Linked DNA regions of Homo sapiens: region 2 is linked to region 1. A link is a contact called in ENCODE Hi-C or POLR2A ChIA-PET data. All regions are on one chromosome and are shown on one strand. Each heading gives the region's core, a stretch centred on a gene start or an enhancer-like site at or near the end of the contact. The rest is flanking DNA. Distances are from core to core; before and after follow the strand shown. Region 1 has its middle 67 kb from the start of LINC00703. Region 2 has its middle 55 kb from the start of AKR1E2.

Region 1 (4,899 bases), core at 1,432-3,931:
AGTATAAGCAGCTGAGGAGACCATGCCGCTCTTTTGCCTATGGAGTAGCCATTCTTTATTCCTTTTCTCTCTTAATAAACATGTTTTTACTTTACTCTATTGACTCACCCCAAATTCTTTCTTGTGGGAGGCCTAAGAACCCTTTCTTGGCATCTGGATGGGGACCTCTTTCTGGTAACACAGTCTTGCAAATGTTATAATAAGGATTAATGGTTATAGTGTTAGTACAAGATTTCTGGAAGAAATGATGGAAGGACTGATACAGAAGATGAGACCTCAAATATTAGAATTGATAGAAATGAGCAGCAAATGATATCTCAGATGGAAAGAATAATCTTTGGGGGAGCCTAGGTTGGGAAGTGAGCAAAATACTTTGGACAAGCAGAAAGTCATTTCGTGCCTGGTGTAATGGGATGTAAATAAGTGAAAGGAAACTGGAAGAATGAGTAGGGCTCAGATAAGAGCAGAACTTGTAAGTAAAGTATTACGGACTTTACCCCGAGGACAACAAGGAGCTGACTTAAGTAAATTCCCTAGGACAGTCCTTGGAGAAGAGATTGCAGGAGAGCTGCAGGAAGATTAGAAGCAGGTGCTGTCGTCACAGGAAGGTGCAGTAACCTATTTGACATACGATGCTGGCCTGAAGTGGTGACAGAGGCAGGGAATAGAGAGAAGTTAACCGAGTTGAGCGATCCCGAAAGGTTTAGATGCAAGCCTGGGAGACCATCAATGTTTCTGCTGAGGGCAGAGAAAAAAGACTGAGTCAAAGATGAGACTCAAGTTTTATCCTAAATAAATTTTTGTCATCTGGACAGGCTGCAGAATCCGCATAAGAAGGAAAAAATAAAGTAACCTTCATTGTTTTAATCCGCTAATAATGTGGTGGGGTTTTTTGTTGTGGTGGTTGTTATTGCAGCATAACAAGTAACTTTCTAACTGATACAAGCTATAAGGAATAACAGCAGTGTGTGTGTGTGTGTGTGTGTGTGTAAATAATAACATGAAAAGAAAAACACTGAGGTGAATGTGATTTTGAAGGCAGGTTTGTCTTCCATATAAACTACGCTATTTTCATCCATCTATGAGACTATGACAAAGCTAATAATAAATCAATGGGAAGATTTCTTGCTGGGTTTTCAAGCAAAACAAGTTAATAGGGTTCCACTGAATTTATGAATGAAGATGCCCTGTGAATTTAGCTACATCCTACTGTGAGAAAACAGCACCTCCTCTGTCCCTCTCCTGCCTATTTCTAGTTGATGTGTCTCTGCTGAAACTGGTGGCTGTCTCTTGACAGGAGGTGATGCATTATAGCCAGGATTTTCCTTGCATTTTACTTCTGCAGGAAACTGTAAGAATCAGCTATTTTTGACTCTCATTTGCAAACATAATACTATATAACATTGTCAAAAATGAATCTTTTTGAAATCTACGGCATAATCTGAAGTATCACCAAAAACTAGTTTTCTTGTCAAATACAGTGAAATTGAACTGGAAAAAAATATTCTTTTAAAATAAAGCAACGGAAACATGTAGCCATCTGACAGTGAAACTAAGCCAGACTTTATCCTTCCAGGGGACATAACTGCCATTGTTTCTCCCCTCCTCCTCGACCAATGACATGGAACCTGCCACCCCTTCCATCCTCACTCCCCTCACTACTGAGAGGACGGAGTCTCGCTGAATATTTCATGAGAATCTGACTTTCCTTTAGGGCTTTGACCTATTTTTCTTCTGGCTTACAGCTTGCACTGGTCCTGAAATATGTTACAGTGGGGCATAGAATAGGCAAAGTAGTCTCTCCCCAACTCTTGGCAATTGGATAAAATGAGTTCAATTTTCTTACTGGTTCCTGTCTAGAGATAGACAGAACCCACTCTGTCTTCAACTAGCGCAGAATGACTGACATCCAAAGACTAGTCCAGTCACCGTTATGCTCAAAATAATTAGCATAAGCAATGACAGATAATGTATTTACTGTGGGGATATGAAATATTAGAGAAGTTAATTTTATCATCTTATTTGATGGAAATTTGGTTGTTACATAATTGTTTGTGGGTATACAATAGAAAATATAAAAATTTCTACTCACACACTAACAGTATATTAAAGATGAGCATGAATTTTTCCTAATATGGCACAAGGCAAAGAAGAGAAAAGAAATCACATAGTGCCGATGATGGAGGGTTGAATTGTTAAGTTATCATTTGAAAGATAAGCCATGTGGGCCCAGGGGAGCTTTATCCCCTTTAACAACATGTATGTGAGTGGTTATTGTACTGTAGTTTTGTCAAGGGAACTTAGTAATGAGATAAAATAACAGCTGTATATTTTGTAGAGAAGTTTGCTTAGGAAGGCAGTTGTCATGGGAACACCTGGCAATAGCGATTTGATTTTGTGTTGTACGAAACCAATGAGTTTACTTTGTCTAGATAATTTTCCTCACGCTGGCAACTTCTGGGGGAAAGGGAACTAGCCTTTTCCAGAAATTTGCATATTAAAAGGACCCACTTCATTTCAGAGTAGAGGTGGAGAAGGCTTTATTGACAAGCCTCCTCACCAATGAATCACATACTTATACCAAAAAATGCACATGGTGTAAATTTACCACGTTTCGAAAGAGCTCTGACTGTCTCAGCCTGTGCTCTGGAGCTCTGCGTTAGGCAAATGAGTCACGTTCAATTATAAGTCCTCAGAAATTTGCTTAAAATCGTTGCAGCTGGGAGATGTAAAAAACCTTATGAATGAGGAAAATCGAAGTGAATTATACTTCACGGGGAAGTCTCTCAATGAAAAATGTGGTAAACAGGCCTGGAGGAAAAAAAGGAAACAGATGCTGACTGATAAGAAATGCTTATTTTAACAGGGAGACACCAGCATGGATGTGCTGGGGTTTAAAGAAAGACTCAGCAGATCTGGTTTTTCTCTCTGCAGGTGGCTCGGCTTCAGTGAACTGAAATATCTTGATCAAAAGATAAAATGCATTTCACCTCCGAGGGTGAAAACAGGTGATCCTTTCATTCAGCTCTAGGAATCCAAGATGGCCTTGCACACGCATACAGAATGCAAATCGGTCACACAGCCTGAGAATGTCTACCCTCCAATGTCAACCCGCATTGCACCAAGGAAGGGACAAAAGACAAACTCACATGGCCATCCCCAAGGAACCCAGAGCCCTAGGCCTCCACGACCACTCTTAGTAAGAAAACTTTCTACTTTGCAGATTCCTTGATAAAGTCAGTTGAATCTGACACAGGTAGAGATTAATGATCATGTCCTAGGCTTAGAAAAAGGTCATCTCCCTAAGAAGATCCAATGTCTTTTGGTCAAAGAAAAACGCAGAAGATTATGGAAAGATAGAGGAAAAAAGATTAGATTGCTTTTTAAGTTACTGCTGGAATTAAGAAACTTTAGATGAATAATCTTAATTATTTTATTAGAATCTGTCCTTCAGGACTGTGTCTCTTTTCAAAAGCAGAAAGTTATTAATCTTGCTGTATAAGCTTGCTTTTTTTTTTTTTGCTTTGAGCCTGGAAAGAGAGGTCTAGGAGTTTATCTCCCTTTTGTCTTTCTTTGCCTGTTTCCAGACACAGTCATTATTTATCTGGGCATAGAATATGAGAAGCTCCCTGAATTCATGTGGTGGAAACCAACTCTTTGTGTTTTTTATGGCATCCTTTGACAATTTAAAGTCATATTATAGGAAACTGCATCTGATTGTGACCGGGGGTTTCAGTGTGATGATGCGTTGATTTCGCCCTATCTCAAAATAGTTTGCACGGGCCAGTGTGGGAAATATAAATGGGCATTTCAGAATAATTACAATAGTGAACATGTATTTATCACGCATTATGTGTCTTACACTGTGATCTCTCAGTGTTATTTCATTGTATCTTCAATATAAGATGGCAGATCAGTAGTATTGATACCTCCACTTTAGAGGTGAGGAAACTGAGGCCTTAGAACTTGCTCACATTCTCAGAGTGGATTGTTTTAGAGCTGGAATTTGAATCAGGCTGTGGGACTGGAGAACCTGTGTTCCTAAACTCATCACCATACACTGCATAGTTTAGAAGACACTCTAGATTACTCCCCTTCCCTAATAATTACCTCCATCCAGCCTCTGAAAATGGAAAGCTGCAGAGTGTGGCCAAAAGTTCTAGAGAATATTGTAGCTTACTTAATGAATCACACTTCTCTGTATATATTTTGTTATTCAATTTTGTAATTAATCTGGAATCAACCCAGATATTCCAACATCTTGAAAGTCCTAATGTACTGAAGACATTGACCAATTTAACCGTAGCCAATCACTTTTTACAATTGTTTCCATTTGAGGTCCTCAAAAATATTTGAAACAAATAAAATCAGGGCTGTATAAGAATGGAATATAGGGCCCACAAGAACATAATAATAGAAACTGAAGTTCAACTAGAGTCCCCTTAGCTTCAGAAAGCTTACCTACAGATACGGCAACAAGCTGTTATTTATCTTTACTTTGGGCGTCATAAGAAAAAGTGTTTAGCTTGGGATGTAAATCACACAAGCTACGCAACGAAAGATATGTTCTGCTGGTGCCTCAGGAATTTAGTAATGGAAATGCCTTCCAAAGAGAAACTTCTGAAGGAATAGCTTGCTTGGAAGACAGAGCTCAAAAATGTATGGCAGAAGGTCAGAAGGATTAAGGTCAGGGAATCTGTGATTCTATAAATTTTGTGATTTATGAACTTATTTCCACATCTAACAGTCCTATATTCCATATACCAACACATTTTTTGCATTGTCTCTTATTATATATATAATATATATTATTTTATATATATATAATATATGTATTATTTTATATATATATAATATATATATTATTTTATATATATATAATATATATATTATTTTATA
Region 2 (4,899 bases), core at 638-3,137, 320 kb before region 1:
TGTGAGGTTCGTCAAATGTTTTTTCTGCATCTATTGATATGAGCATATGATTTTTCTTCTTAGCTTGTTGTCATGATGGATGACATTGATTGATATTTGAATGTTGAATCATTCTTTTGTATACTTTACTTCAGGTATGAAATGATCCCACTTGGTTGTAGTGTATTTCAAAAAATACATTGTTGGCTTTGACTCACTAATATTCTGTTGAGCTATAATTATAAGACATGTTGGAGTCTAGTTTATTCTTCTGTAATGATTTTAATCTGGCTTTGGTGTTAAAGTAATTCTGGCCTCATAAAAGGTACTGGGAAGTATTCCTTCTGCTTCCATTTTCTGCAGTGAAGTTTATAAAGTTTAACCTAATTCTCCTGGTTTTAATGCCTAAGCATCACCCACCACTGTGCCTCACATGTCCCAGTGTATAATCTCTCTGAATCAATTTCTTTCTGTGTTGGGGAGGTATGGTTACTAGTCTCAGATTAATGGCTACAAATATACAGTTTGATAAAATAAATAAGACTGATAGATTAGTAGGCTGATTATAGTCTACAATAATTATTGTATATTTCAAAATATCTAGAAAAGAATAATTTAAATATTTCTAGCATAAAGAAAAGACAAATATTCAAGGTGATAGGCATCTTAATTGCGCTGCTTTTATCTTTATTGATTACGTGAATGCAATAAATTATCACATGTATCCTGAAAGTGTGTACATCTATTATACATCAATTAGAAAACATTTAAAAACTCAGAGAAGGAATCCTGGATGCCCGATCACTATTTATTCCACCTGTCAATTGGCCCTCCTGGTTTTGAACCCCATCTGATCACTGCATTTGCAAAACTCAGAACCTCTCGTTTTTTATCTTTCCCCATTCTTCAGTGAAAAATTCTCTTAGGATTCAGCTTCCTTTGTTCCGCTAAGTCGGTTTCCACCATCCCGCCCAAATATTTGTTAATGTATCTCATCCACTGCAGCCTCTCCTTTCAGTCACCTGTCTGTGAATTTATACTTCTTCTCTATAATTTCCTTAGGATTTGTGGAAGGAGCAGACATAGGCGAGCATGTGTCTAATCTACTACCTTTACCCAGAGTTTCTATAATTTATTTGCTTAGAAATGTTATGAAGCTTTTACAAAATCATATGACATCCATAATGCATTATTTAATAGAGCAGAACCTTACATTTTATGAGTTTATCGTTCACGCAAAAGTAATAGAAATCTGAAGGAGACTTGAAAGGCTTGAGGCTGAAAAACATCTAATTTATGGAATTTGAGAATTGTAGCATCTCTGGGGTAGAGTTGGGTGTTTCTCTTTGTGGCAGATCTTCTCCTTACTCTGGAATAAAATGATTTGATGAGTAAGTATAGTTTCATACACATGGTGAAGTTTCAGTATAAACTCATGCAGGATTGAGGTTGGAGCCTAGTCATTATTCTTGGTACAAAGGATTAACCCAAACGCAGTTTCTTCATTCAGAGCTACTGTACATTTATTTAGAAATGGAAATTGGGTATATAAACAAGGCAGCATCTTTGTACAATAGAGCATTTTACCCCTAATTTTAGATTTGAATTATTCAATGAAGAAACATGAGGCATATGCTTCCGGGAATGTGGAGGTACATGATCTCCACTCAATGCTCTGAAGAACATTCCATGGCAAGGACGTGGCTTGACTAACATGTCCAACTAACGATGCGCTCTTCTTTAGAAGGTTGTTTAAGAGTGGATAAATATGACTTTGGGGAAAATGGAATATTTCATTTGTGGTTTTTGGTGACCAAACCATTTCTGAGTTTCCGCTTTCCTCTTAAGTAAATAGCTATGTTTATTGTCAATTAATGTGGAGCAGGAAAGAAGACAGCACCCAGATTTCTGCCATTGTTTTGAGAAAGGATATTGGCAGGTTTTCCCAAGCCATCTCCTCCAACCCTCCTTGACACCCTTTGTCCTGGGATCTGGCTCAGTGGACACAGTTATGGGGGGTGGCACATATTCTCAGAGGATAGGAAGTTTATGGGGAAGAAGGGGAATGAAACCCACATCCAGAGACAGAATTATCTGAAACTTTAACATTCAGGGACTCTTGTTTGATAAATCCCTGCAAAATCCTGGGAGAGGCTTCCTCCTTGGCAATATGTTTCATAAGTCATGTTTTATAAATGGCTGCTTTTTATAGAAATTTATTTAATGAAGTAGAATCAGATTTTCTTCTGATTCAAAACCCCAGGAATGGATGAGTCATATGCCCATTTCCTACTCTAACTGCTCTCCTTTCTCCGCTGGAACTTTCTCAGCCAAAAGCATCATTTGGAAGAAGCAAAAACAATCTTATCTAAATGGATGTGTGCAGAGAGGACTTTGTATTTACAAATAATTTGTTTTATTTTCTGCTTCCTGTAGATGGAGCTAAATCCTTAAGCATATGTTTACATGTGATGGAATTCCCAGGAAGGAGATCTTTGAAAGACAATAATAATATCTGCTGCTGAAGGCTTTTAATTCTTTGGACAATAAGTGGTGCTACACTGGGCACAATTTGGTGCTAAAGAAAGAAAGTTATTTGTAGGCAGAATCCTGTACCTGCCTCCTAGTCTCTGCAGAGAACAGAGAGTTTGTTGTTGAATAGAAATGGCCAGCAGTGTTACTATTGCTGTATTTTGTATTTTATCTAAGGTCATATTCAACTTCTTTTTTTTCTCATAAAAAATTAAACTGTTAAACTGCCCATTATCCATTGTCCTTTTACACGGGTGTTTCCTGGTCTTGTCTGTTGCTCAATGTGATTGAATGACCATGTATGACAAATAGTAATGAGCTCATAGTATTTCCCTTAGTCAGTTAATAAACAGTGCATATCTTTGGAAGAAGAGACACACTTTATTACTTCCCCATATGGTTTCAAAGGGATGTGAGAGCACAATGAGTCAGGCCAACAGGAAAACTTAAAAAAAGAAACGGAAAAAAAAGTTTTTAAAGAATCTTATTGTGTTTCTCCCAAGTTGCTCATAGCAACTTGTTTATTAATTCTAGAAATAGGCAAAGAAATTTTATACCTTAATAAGAAAAGAAAAAGACAATATTTTAGGGAGTTTAAATAATATTTATATGGAAAACAATTTTATTAAGTGAATTCACATATGTCTTAAGTGCTTTTTAGTGTATCCAAGACAGCATTAGATACATGTTACTTCTTAAAAAAATAAATGACCCCTCAAAAAGTTTTTAAGACATTTTTCTATTTTTTTCCAATCAGCTTCCATTTTTGTAACTAGTATACTAATTCACGGCAAAGTAAAAACAAACCAATTATAACATAAAATATTACTTTGAGATATTTTGATTATTTTTAAACGTCATAATTATTTGAAATCAGAAAGCAAAAAATGCTGGAATCAAAGTTAATTTCAGCCTCCAAATGTTTAAACTGTGTATTAAAACCTCTCTCATCTTATGTAAATTTTAATTCTTTAAAGTTGTGACATTTTCAAAAATCAAATATATATTTTATTTGGATTAATACATAATCTTGCAGAATGAGTTTATTATAATTTTATTCATATATGAGCTTTAAATTTATATCCCAAATAATTCTCAGAAACATTGGAGTACTCAGTTTTGTAGGTTGGTTAGCATTTTGATGTATCATTTACTATTAGTTTTTAGAGGTTAGAGCATCAATGAAAAGAAATATTGGTAATATAGAGGCAAGTTCTGAAATCTGTGGTTTCCAAGTCAACATTCAGGATTATTCTTTTAAAAAAATATAATTAAATTTTCTCAAAGTTACATTTACTATATTACAAATAGTCTCTTGTTTTGATTTATTAGGAAGACGTTAACAGCATATTCTTTTTTATGCAGTTTTCTTAAGACTCCATTAAAACAAATGGCTTTCCGGTCCGTGCCCCCTTCCAGGTCAGCTAACAATTTTATATTGATTTGCAAAAGAGGCTCCATTATAAAAACCTTTTGTAATTATCTAAATTCCATGTGTTTAGGAAGCTTTTGAACCATCCAGGAATAAGCTAATTTCCGTAATGGTGAGAAAGAATTGTACAGTGGATACAATAAATGCTTGTCTACTTACTTAGGCTTGTGTTTGAGTCTGTAAGTGCATGATTTGCTAATTTTGTTAAAAAAATAGTAAAAATTCTAATCTTCATTTGTATTGTTTCCTATATAAAAAAGCAAACCATTAGCAATTATAGTCCTATTTCTTAGTCATATACTGTCAATCAGCTATCTTGAAGATGGAACTGGGAAACCAGAACTTATATTCAACATGATAAGGAAATTTGAATTCATTTTATATACTATAAAGTTTATAAAAGTTATTAATAAGTAACCATAAGAATGGATTAAAAAATATTTAAAGCATACCAATTGACAGATTTGTAAATATCATTGAAAAAGTCAGAGATAACTTGGCCGAGATATCTATAGCACCTTTACACTTTAAAATTTTAATATCAATATGCCTTCTTATGAGTTATGTGTTTGCATATTGACTGTGTTCAAATTTGTTATTTCAAATTCCCCTTTGTTTAGGACTCTTGAAAGCACACAGGACTAACTGAGTTAGGGCAATGGGCTTCCAGTGCCCTCTTGGCTGTCACCTTATTTAATAAGGCCTGGCTTGTGCAGTCACTAGTTGGATTGGATTATGTTCTTCCTGACATTTCCATTCACTCTGTTGCCCAGCCCTAAATATGTTAAGCAAGATGAGCTATCCTGGGGCCAGGATGATTTTCCTTCAAAAGCATCCTCATCAGATTTAAATATTTACTGCTTTCCCCCATATCAAAGTCAATTAAATAACTTCTCATACAATTTATGAAAGCCAAAAAGCAATCTAGAAAGGAACACATCCAAACCCATTGACTC

Evidence for each region. A loop is a pair of places that touch in the nucleus more often than their neighbours do. ChIA-PET counts read pairs that join two places held with the same protein, here RNA polymerase II (POLR2A).
Region 2: a map of endothelial cell of umbilical vein shows a loop between it and region 1 (7-fold over the local background). The contact joins two enhancer-like sites. A Hi-C loop is called at or near these places in 1 of 168 maps with a recorded cell type or tissue (endothelial cell of umbilical vein). POLR2A ChIA-PET finds 5 or more read pairs at or near these places in 1 of 52 experiments (PC-3).

What each region holds. Positions count from the first base shown.
Region 1 is chr10:4,449,118-4,454,016 of GRCh38, reverse strand. No RefSeq gene overlaps it. Among named protein-coding and RNA genes, the nearest start is that of LINC00703, 67 kb to the right of the region's middle. Within about 2 kb of position 2,681, at least 2 of the 41 ENCODE cell types and tissues checked have a DNase peak (open chromatin) inside an H3K27ac peak, as active enhancers do; they include endothelial cell of umbilical vein, where a contact is called at or near this core.
Region 2 is chr10:4,768,884-4,773,782 of GRCh38, reverse strand. No RefSeq gene overlaps it. Among named protein-coding and RNA genes, the nearest start is that of AKR1E2, 55 kb to the left of the region's middle. Within about 2 kb of position 1,887, at least 9 of the 41 ENCODE cell types and tissues checked have a DNase peak (open chromatin) inside an H3K27ac peak, as active enhancers do; they include endothelial cell of umbilical vein, where a contact is called at or near this core.